Linked DNA regions of Mus musculus: region 2 is linked to region 1. A link is a loop called in an ENCODE intact Hi-C map of the cell type or tissue named here. Cell type or tissue: left cerebral cortex. All regions are shown on one strand. Links, peaks and the distances in the headings refer to the core of each region. The heading gives the core; the rest is flanking DNA.

Region 1 (5,378 bases), core at 194-5,193:
TGCCCTCTGTCTTGTGCATATCTAATTACATTGCCTGTGTTGATTCTTTTATTCTATTCCTTCTCTGCAAGGGTTGTGCTGTGGGTAAAGCCAGCATACATGCAAGGTGTGTGTGTGTGCGTGTGTGTGTGTGTGTGTGTGTGTGTGTGTGTGTGTGTGTGCCCCAAATCATATGCATGACACCAATGCTTGACAAAGATGGCATACAAGAAGGAAGAGAAGGGAGAAGAGGGAAGGAGAGAGTGAAGGAGAGAGGGGAAGGGAAGGAGCAGGGTAAGGTGGGGGAGGAAGGAAAACAATTTTAGAAAATGGACAGAGGCAATAAGATAGAACAAAAAGCCACTGGAAGAGGCAAATGAAGGAAGGAGAGGAAAACAGACAGTTTTGGTTGACAAAGGAAAATATGACTTCAACAAAAGTGACTTCAACATTTCAGTGCATCTGAAGAAGTCATCATTGTGAGAATATGAGTAAGGAGACTGCACTGGAGGTCTAGTGGGAAGAAGTACTCATACAGTTACCTGTAAAGGAGGGAGGGAGGGAGGATGCAGGAGGGAGGGGCAGGAGGAAGGGAGGGGCAATAGGAAGGAGGGGGGCAGGAGGGAAGTACAGGAGGGAAGGAGGGGCCAGGAGAGAGGGAGGGGACAGAAGGGAGAGGGCAGGAGGGAGGAAGGGGGTAAGAGGGAGGGGCGGGGGAGGGAGGGGACAGGAGGAATGGAGGAGCAGGAGGGAGGGGCAGGGTCAGGAGGGATTGGCAGGAGGGAGGGAGGGGACAAGCAGGAGGGAGGGGGCAGGAGGGAGGGGACAGGCAGGAGGGAGGGGACAGGCAGGAGGAAGGGAGGAAGCAGGAGGGAGGGGACAGGCAGAAGGGAGGTGCAGGAGGGAGGGAGAAGGCAGGAGGGAGGGAAGGTAGAAGTCAGTGCCTCTGAAGGGGAGCAGCAGCTGCTCTGGTTAATGGTCCATGCTGGCTCAGGCTTGGTGACAAAGGCAGCTCTGTTTCCCCTTTGGCTTCCCATGGCCTTGCTGAGCAGGGAAAGCCTCTGGGTTATCTGAACAAGGTGACTGTGAATGTCAAAGGATAAGGTGATAAATTCTCATAATTCCATTTCTGCCTTGAAGATCTCTTTCCTGGGAACTGAGTTGGTGATTTTATGTGGCTAGGACCACAGCAGCTAGGACTTTTCAGCAAAAGTTTAGTCTAGCTGGTGAGTTCCCTTGGGTGTTCTCAGCCACCACTTAGACACAGTATTGTGAACTAAGGCACAAGAAACTTTGTTATGCGTATTATACTCTTCCCTTCTCAGTAACTATATTTTCTTGAACCTTTCTTCAAACCCACCATCATTCCCACACTGATGGAGACCAGCACTGAAGGAGAAAACATTGCCAGTAGTTCAAAGGCACATTAGACTCAATGTTGTGCAGTCACTAATAAGAATGTGCAAACTATTTAAACCTCCACTATGAACCAGTCTTTGATCTGGGATCTATCTAGTGTCCTAATGCAGGAGATGCAAGTATGCATAAGCTTAAGCCCTAGGGAGACCACATCTTGAGTGAGCTTGTGGATTGTGAGTTTGCCTTGACCTACTTGAAAACATGCCCTGGGCCTTCCAGCTTGGAAAAAGAGTGTACCTTCTTGTTGTTGTTATTGTTGTTTCAAAAGCCCATAGTTGAGTGGCTTTGGAGATTTTAAGGAGCTGGACATTTTCAAAATGTTTGAATTTCTTAAAGTCTTTAAAATTATTCTGTTTTATATTGTGACATTAACACACTCTTGGAGACAAAAAGAAAAATGCTGTTTTAAATGTTTTAAATGCATTTGTGTATCAAGGACAAGAAATCAATTGTGCTGGTTAGGTATTTTGGTTTTTTGCTTGTTTGTTTGTTTTGTTTTGTTTCTATTTGACGCAAGGTAGAGTCACCAGGGAAGAGGGAACTTCTGAGAAAATGCCTGTAAAAGACTGGCCAGTGGGCAAGTCTATAAGGCAGTTTTTTCATTAATGATTGATGGGTCAGAGACCAGCTCACTATGGTTGGTACCATCCTAGGGCAGGTGGTCCTGAGTCATAAAGACACTCAGAGCAAGCCCCAGGGAGCAAGCCAGTAAGCAACATTGCTCCATGGCCAGCCTCTGCTTCAGTTCCCACCTCTAGGTTTTTACCCTGATTTCCTTTCATGCTGAGCTGTGATTAAAGCAAGGAAGTCATGTAAACCTCTCCTCCCCACGTTGTGCTTGGCCTGGGCATGGTGTTTATCTCAAACACAGAAAGCGAGCTAGGACATACATGTGTGCATACAAACATGTACTGATTAAGCTAGGACATACATGTGTGCATACATACATGTACTGATTAAGCTAGGACATACATTAAGCTAGGACATACATGTGTGCATACATACATGTACTGATTAAGCTAGGACATACATGTGTGCATACATACATGTACTGATTAAGCTAGGACATACATGTGTGCATACATACATATACTGATTAAGCTAGGACATACATGTGTGCATACATACATATACTGATTAAGCTAGGACATACATGTGTGCATACATACATATACTGATTAAGCTAGGACATACATGTGTGCACACATACATGTACTGATTAAGCTAGGACATACATGTGTGCATACATACATATACTGATTAAACCTCTCCTCCCCACGTTGTGTTTGGCCTGGGCATGGTGTTTATCACAAACACAGAAAGCAAGCTAGGACATACATGTGTGCATACATACATATACTGATTAAGCTAGGACATACATGTGTGCACACATACATGTACTGATTAAGCTAGGACATACATGTGTGCATACATACATATACTGATTAAGCTAGGACATACATGTGTGCATACATACATGTACTAATTAAGCTAGGACATACATGTGTGCATACATACATATACTGATTAAGCGAATCAGTGGTTTTGAATCAGTGTCTTACTACTTAGACCAGGCTAGTCTCACACTGGCATTCATCCCTTAGCAGCCTCTTGTACCATGCCAACTGCACCCCCTCTAGATTGTACTTTTAAAAGTGTGATAGGAAATATTTTAGGATTATGGTCCTTGTGATTTCTGTCACAATTATTCAACTGTGCATGAACGTCTCCGCAGTCAGTTTGTGTGGACAGTGTAGGTGAAACTGCATTCCAGTAAAATTTCACTTACAGAGAGTCAAGTGTATGACACATAATAAAGAAGGAGGATATGATAAAAGACTGGTAGGGATTTAATGACAAATAGCTCATATTGGTTGCTGGATGCCAGGATGCTGTCCAAGGAACCACCATTAAATAAAATAACCTCCAAACAGGGCAGTTCTTACGTATACAACCACACTCACAGAATCTGGTACTCTTGGGGTCATTAAATTACTTAATACTTTAACGAACAGATGTAAAATAGCACTAAAATGGAAAGTGTGCACACATCAGAAACATAGTTCAGATTGTCTATGAACATTGTTTTATATATAATATATATATATAGGGTTTTTTTTCCTTTTCACATATATGTACAGTTTCTAGACTGTAAAAGAGACCGCATGGCTCAAAGGATTAAGTGCTCACCTCCTTCTGCCTCAGGCTAAGTCTTTTAAGCTCCTAAACTTCAAGTTTTTCTTATTAAAGACAGCAAAAGAAGCTGGCTTTTGACCAAAATTTCCCAGGAAATAAATAGTACAAGTGCCTCCAACCCGGTATAAGTTGGATTAAGGAATCTTTAACATTTCAAGCATGAACCACAGGTACAAGAGTATCCTGAAGAAACACAATTCTTCTAAGATGGAAGACAAGAAATAACCAGCTGGGCGCATGGAATTTCATGTAATGCAGGCATGTTCCCTGAAGAAGAGACTAGAATCACATTGTAAATACACCATTCGAGCACTCGGTGTGGCTGGACAGTTTCTTCTGCTAAGGGGTTTGGCTCAGATAAGGAATAACACAGTAGCTGATTCTCTTATCCACAGCGATAGAAAGAACAAGAGAAGTCCATGGGTTTCTACTGCCATTACTTCACGCCATCTTGGTTATCCACAACCCACCAAACCCACTCTCTAACGCTGCTGTTCTGTAAAACATTTGATAATGGCTCTCCTGTGTGTAATAATGGCAGCAAAGGGCCAAAGCAAAACAAAAAGCCCATAAAGTGGTTAAAAATATATATGAAGAATCAAAAGTTGGATTACATTTCATTGGCAAACTCTTGAGAGAACTTAAAACAGGGAAGAGGTAGATGTGCATTTCAAAAAAAAAAAAGGAAAAAAATGAACTGGTTATGGTTGGGGTCACCTGTAACCCCAGCACTCTGGATCAGAGGCAGGGGCAGGTGGAGCTCTGTGAGTTCAAGGCCAGCCTGCTCTACAGGATGAGTTTCAGGACAGCCAGGGCTATGGAAAGAATCCTTGGAGAGAGAAAAACAGAGAGGGGGAGGGGAGGGAGAGAGGGAGAATGAAGACTGCTTACAAATTGGCTGCGTTGTTTTAAGTGGCTCTCATACACTGGGCACCTAGACAGCATGAGTCAGAATAGGCGGCACAGACTTTGCAAGTGTAAGTCTTCACTAAAGAAGACTGAAGAGAATTAGTGTTTTTCAAAACTAGCCCTAGCGTATCTGTTTTCATCTGTGAACAACAGTAAACAGATTAAGTGTACAAGATCAGCAGGTAATATACAAAAGCCCGGATGTTCCCCAGATTTCTTTTTTAGTGTCCCTAGAATGAAAAATAAAAAAATAAAAAATAAAAAAAACAAAAATGCTTCTTTAGAGTCCCCAAAGAAGCTCATTATGAAAATACAAATAATCAAGTATAAATCTCTAGCATTCACAGAAACTTGGCTAAAACTGTAAAAACAATTGTATGGTTTCCCCACCACACTTTCAACTGTGTCCAACAGTTCCAGATTCCCATGAATAATCTAGGGTAATAAATGTTAGTGAAGAAAACTTCACTGCCGGCCACCACACTGACTTCTAAAGGCTAATCTACGGGAGGGAACTTAAGGGTAGGTAACCAAAATCTATACAAGTTATTTGACTCCAGCTCCCTACTAGAAATAGAAGACAGTGAGAATACTGGAATCAGGTGACAAAGGCCAGCTTTGTCAATAAGGACATCTTTGGTCCTTCTAGGCTTTAATTTTTCCATCAAGTGTAAGAATGCTCAGTCTTCTTGCTTTATGATATAAATCAGAGCACGTAAGTCATCCTCGCAACCGAGCTTGGAACACAAAAGGGCAGGCTCCACCATTCATTGCCCTGGGCCTTTCTCTGAAAGGCTTACCACACTCCTCCCCCAGACTTTCCCCAGTCACAGTTTGCAATGCTGATGTATCTCACAGGCATGTGAGAAACACTA
Region 2 (5,378 bases), core at 263-5,262, 51 kb after region 1:
GTGCAGAACTCTCAATGCCAAACTAAGTTATTAACCTTTGCCAATTACATTAACCCTAAATAGCATGTGGTATACCCAGAAACCCACCAAGACGTAGAGAAGAAAGGAAAAGCAGTAGCTTAGAGAGAATGTTTCAAATGGCACTCGGGGCACCCACACAGGGCTGCGACCGGGACTCCTGCACGATGCTGTGGCTTTCTGTCCCTTGGGAAGCAGACAAGCCCTTTGCTTGTCTTACTGTGTCCTCCTTGAAACCAACTTCCACAAGTTCTCCTTCCTTTCCCAGGACACTAAAAATTAGGCAGTCGAGTAAGTAGATTCTGGAGAAATCCAAAGAGCTCTTGGCAGGAGGAGAGGGAAATGCTATGCAAATCTATCAGCCTCAGACATACAGCCTCCAGTGAGGTCACCCGGTCCCTTCAATTTAGCTGCGCCCTTTGAGTTTTCTGACTTCTTGTCACTCACTCCTTAATTCCAGTAGGTTTTGAATGCCATCATGTTTTTTTTTTTTTCTCCTGAGTGACCTGGAAGGCAGCTTGACTTTCACTGTATGGTCTTGGTTCAATCTCAGGTCATTGTCTCTTGGACTGTCAATTTCTCCCCTAAAGATCCTACCTCCTCCAAGCACAGCCAGTGTGTACAACCGGGAACTTTTTCCGATGCAGACACTCTTTCTTCATTTTATCTAACATTGGCTGCCTGTACAATTCCAGTTAGTTCATTCCAACTTAGTTCACATGTCTTATCTAACAGTGCCAGTGAAAAGCCTTCCACCCCCTACAAGCCATTAATCCAGGGTCCAAAGCATCCTTTTCCCCCCCGTGCACCTGAAATAATCCGCCTACTACTCAAGAGGAATTCCTTTGGTTTTAAAGTACATTATACATTAAGTAATCACCATATGTTTCCTTAAGAGAAGGGATGCACACTTGTATACACATAGAAGATCAGAAAGGCATCAGAGGCAGGTGAATTAATTCCCTTATGGGAGTCACACTCCGGTTGTGTTTAAACTTGCCCATTTGTCCATAGCAGCTCACAAAGACCACCAACTCGCTAGCTATTGCCACATTTACCACAACGGTCTCTTGGGAAGAGACCCACTATATGGGAATGCTGACAGCCAACGGAGCCTGACTCAACAGGCAGGATTACAGCACTAAATTAAATTATGCCTCATACTCATGTGGGGGGTGGCTGATTCACTGCGGGGGGGGGATGGGGGCGTGGTTAAGAAAATAAAGGTTAAATCAGAGGAAGTCCCAGAGGAAGTCTTAAAGTCCCGTTCTAGAGACCTGCTATTGTGTGCTCTGGCTGTAAGGTACATCCAGGGTCTCTGTCTCACTGTTCCTCTTCACCATCCCTCATGCTAACATATGCCTCACCCCAGGCCACCTGAGCCTCAATAAGCTCTCTGGCCGCAGGCTCCAGCTCTGTCCACCACCTGCCCATGATCAGCCAACGTGGATATTTGTGGTTGGGGATTCTAGCAAAACCAGACAACGACCCCTCCTGAGCCACGCGCGGCTGGCTAGCTCAGCCTTCCTTTCGCAGGTCCTCATTGTACCTTTCTCCCAGTCCGATCGCAGCCCCCAGGTGGCAATCCGAATCGGTCAGACAGATGGGAGGAGCAGGTAACAGACACGTTTCACAAGGGCCAAAATGAACCTGCTGACCTTCGCAAAGTCCCCGCCTTCATCCCCTTCCTCACAGTGGGGCTGGGGGCACTGACTTAGTAGGCAAAGGGAGCACGATCTAAGCTGATGCACCGATGCACACAAAGCCTTTCACCTTCTGCTTGTCTTGCAAGCTCCTCCCTGGGCTTGGTCTCCCAGGGTCTCTGATGCCCCCTTCGGTGGTCTGTGGGACGGTCCGACTTGCTCTGGCAGCGCAGTCTCAGCCTCCTCCTCCCCTCCCCTCGCCACAGAGACCAAAGGGAGCTCAACCCAGCTATAGGACACGAAGGGTCCCCTTCTGTCCTTGGTTCCTGAGCCCACGGGGTGGCGGACCACAGTCCAGTGTGCGAAGGACAGCTTCGCGCGGCAGCTCAGCCACAGCACACATCCCAGCCCCTAGATGATCAGCTCAGGTTCCCAGCTCCCTATCCGCGAAGCCGGCGCGCCCAGCCGCAGCAGCGCTCCTACCTGTGATGCGCCGGGCAGCTCTGAGCGCACTGCCCAAGCCTGGCGCCCGGTGCTGAGGCTATGCAACCGCGGGCTGGCACTCGGGCTGGCTGCCCACTACCTCCTCGCTGGGGCTTCCTGTGGGGCTGGACAAAGGACATTTCCTGGGAGGAGCAGGGAATGTTCCCAGCATGCCTCGATTTGTAGTTCACCGAGACTTCCTGCCACCGCAGCAACAACGGGGGCTCTACTCAGACCCCAGGACTGGAGGAGAGGACCCTGTCGGGCTGTAGTAGCTCGGAGCCGATGGCCGACCCGCCGCCGCTTGGTAGAGTCGCGATCCTGCAGACGCATGCTGCCCTCACACGCTTGCTGCCCTGGGCGCGCAGTGCGAGCGGCCTTTTCTTTAGAAGTGAACTTTGTGATATGCTCTCTTTACGTCGGCTTCCCCCACCCCACCCCACCCCACCCCACCCCCGCTTCTTCTTCTAATAGATGGTCTTCCATAAGGTGAGGCTGGGGGAGGCGAGCATACTCTGACACTCAGCCTAGCCTGGGACTCACCTAGACAACTCACCGCGATTCTTCTTCCTACTCTTCAGGTGTATACCAACCCGAGTTTGTTGTTTTGCTTTGTTTCTGTTGTGCGCTAATCTACCTTAAAGCCCCCTGCATGCGTGGCCAGTGCTCTGTCCATCTACCAACTTTTTCACCTCCCAGGTTCTCTAGCTCAGTGTTTCTCAACCTGTCTGTCACGACCCCTTGTGGATCAAATGGTCTTCTCGCAGAAGTGGCCTAAGACCATCAGAAAACACAGATATTTATCAACATTACAGTTGATAAACAGTAACAAAATTATAAAGTAGCAATGAAAATAATGGTTAGGAGTCACCACAACATGAAGGGTCGCAGCATTAGGAAGGTTGAGAACCACAACTCTATGCAGTCAGGACTCTGGCTGTGGCCTGTTTAAGAAAAACATTTGGCTGCTCTTCTGGTATCCAGGCTCCTTAAAGATCTTAGCACTTTTGCCCTAAAAACCATGCAGAGCTGATCATTCCTAGATCCTGGCCTGGTGACATCCCTTTTCTCCACTGTTGGCCTCTGCCCAGGCTTCTTTTTAAGAGAAGTAATTGAGAGATAAAAAATAAACTTCATGAATTACATATGTGAGAGCCTAAATGACAAGCCGGATGGTGGAGCACACCTTTAATCCCAGCACCCAGGAGGCAGAAGCAGATAGATCTCTGTGAGTTATAGGCCAGCCTGGTCTGCAGAGGGAGGTCTAGGACAGCCAGGGCTAAACAGGAAAATTTTGTCTTGAAAGCAAAAAGCAAACACACAAAAACTAAATGACTAAAAGCTGAGCTGAGTCATTTTACCAAAGGATGGCAGGAAGGGTATAGTAAGTCAATCAAGGAAAGGATGGGTCCTAAGATTTTCTAGAATACTTGAAAAATAATCTGGCAATAGCCCCGTGTAGTGACACCGCCCAGAAGGCTGGGGCAGGAGGGTATGGAGTTCAAAGTTAATATGGGTTATCTAGCAAGACTCTGGCCACAGGTAATACCTGCATGCATACACAATCAGAAAGTCACAATTTGAGTTTCCATTTGTCAACTCCCATTTCAACTCAGAAGAAGTAGGGACCTTTAAGAGAGGGCCTTAGTCTGTGTTTAAGAACAGAGTATCTAAGAATGCTATCATCGTTCTTCTAGAGTCCTTTCGCCATGGGATAAATGGCTGGTTTAATTCAAGGTGCAGAACTGATGAGGAGCAAGTGGATAGTACTGTTTACTTCGCAGACGTCCTTGTTGATCTGTTGGCTATCCATCTGAATTAGTTGCACAAAGTATTTTAGCTTCATGTTTGTAGCCTTGGAACATTCAGGTGAAAAGCTCCCCATTTCCCCTAGATGGAACTCATGGATGTTTGTCAAATCACATAGCCTCATCATGCTCAGTGTGAGAAGGCGCTGGGCCTGCCTGCGGCACTCAAAATTGTCTACTCTGCCTCCATGAAGCTATTTTCTCTCCTTCCTCTAACACAACTTTTTTTCTACATTTCTTACTTTTGTTGACGATATGGAAATTTAGCCCATTACCTCCACCCCATATCAAACCTGCCCTTTTGCCTTTTGTTTGTTTGTTTCCAATGTAGTTAGCTCATTACTTTGGCAAGGTGGTTTTTTTTTTTAAACATATTCTTGTCTTTATAGCTTTCAACAGTGACCTCATTGTTGTAACAAAGTCCTATGAAACCTATAATGGCCTCTGTACGTGGACAGTGTGTTTGAGGTGCTAGGGAGAGATGCTAGCCATAAGAGTAGAGCTTTGCTTCCAGACTAACAAGCATCTCTGAGGTCTTCCACAGGATATTCATTGAATCATTAAAGGTGTGTGTTATCCTCGAGTACCTGCATCCCAGTTGACAAGATGTAGCTCACACCATCACTACATAGAATCCTCATCCATCGATGTGAGAAACTGTAAGCGAATTTGTGTTCTCAGAAGTTTCTGGTCTTTCCATAAGCCCTTTTGAACCTCCAAAGGCAGTGGTTCTCAACCTTCCTGATGCTGTGATGCTTCAATACAGTTCCTCATGTTGTGTTGACCACCCTGCAACCTTAATTATTTTCATTGCTACTTCATAACTGTAATTTTGCTACTGTTATGAACTGTAATGTAAATATCTGTGCTTTCCAATGGCCTTAAGGGACTCCTGTGAAAGGATCATTTGATCCATGAAGTTTCGGTCCTTAGTCCTTTTCAACCTTTTGTCACTTGAACCACAGGTGGAAAACCAATGCTCTGAGGGTTGGGAATAGGAATGAGAAGAAAACACGCAATGGGAGGCACAGTTAAGGTGTGGACTTTGGCTCTGAAGGACAGTGACCTCAATGGGAAAGGTGTGGTTCACGGAGTTTTCTTTGTTTGACTTTCGAGATGCGTTGGGGATGTTGGGATTTGGGCTAGGAAAAAAAGGCAGATGCTAAAGCCAGAGGGAGAGAGAAAGGATGAGGGATTAGCATCCAACAAATACTTGTTGAACTAACAAATTCCTGAAACGTAGCCTGACTGGTGATGTTGACCGTGAGATGATCAAAGTGCACATTCCCACTGAGACGCACAGTCTGAGACCAGACAGAATCGGCATTCCTTTCTCCCCGCTCATGCTCCCTCCCCTGCCCTTCACATCCCCAGAAGACAATGATGAATGAGGGGAAGGAGGAGCTCAAGCTGCCCTGGTGCTGGA

What was found. Peaks named below come from ENCODE experiments on the same cell type or tissue, not always from the same donor. Only the 100,000 strongest peaks of a DNase experiment are listed, where the experiment ranks them.
Region 2: it touches region 1 in a loop (4-fold over the local background); 14 of 42 quality-filtered maps call a loop at or near these places.

The regions. Positions count from the first base shown.
Region 1 is chr3:98,429,799-98,435,176 of GRCm38, reverse strand. Zfp697 (zinc finger protein 697) reads right to left here. Exons shown (of 3, transcript NM_172863.4): 3 at 3,228-5,378. Among named protein-coding and RNA genes, the nearest start is that of Gm4450, 25 kb to the left of the region's middle. In left cerebral cortex, for the core only: no CTCF peak of the experiment used is centred there; no DNase peak of the experiment used is centred there.
Region 2 is chr3:98,379,345-98,384,722 of GRCm38, reverse strand. Zfp697 (zinc finger protein 697) reads right to left here and starts at 2,242. Exons shown (of 3, transcript NM_172863.4): 1 at 2,145-2,242. Gm52610 (a long non-coding RNA gene) reads left to right here and starts at 4,229. Exons shown (of 3, transcript XR_003954528.1): 1 at 4,229-4,611; 2 at 4,918-5,378. In left cerebral cortex, for the core only: CTCF peaks have their summits at 1,841, 2,371 and 2,898; DNase peaks (open chromatin) are centred at 290, 1,143, 2,245 and 2,757; H3K4me3 peaks cover 2,658 bases; H3K27ac peaks cover 1,696 bases.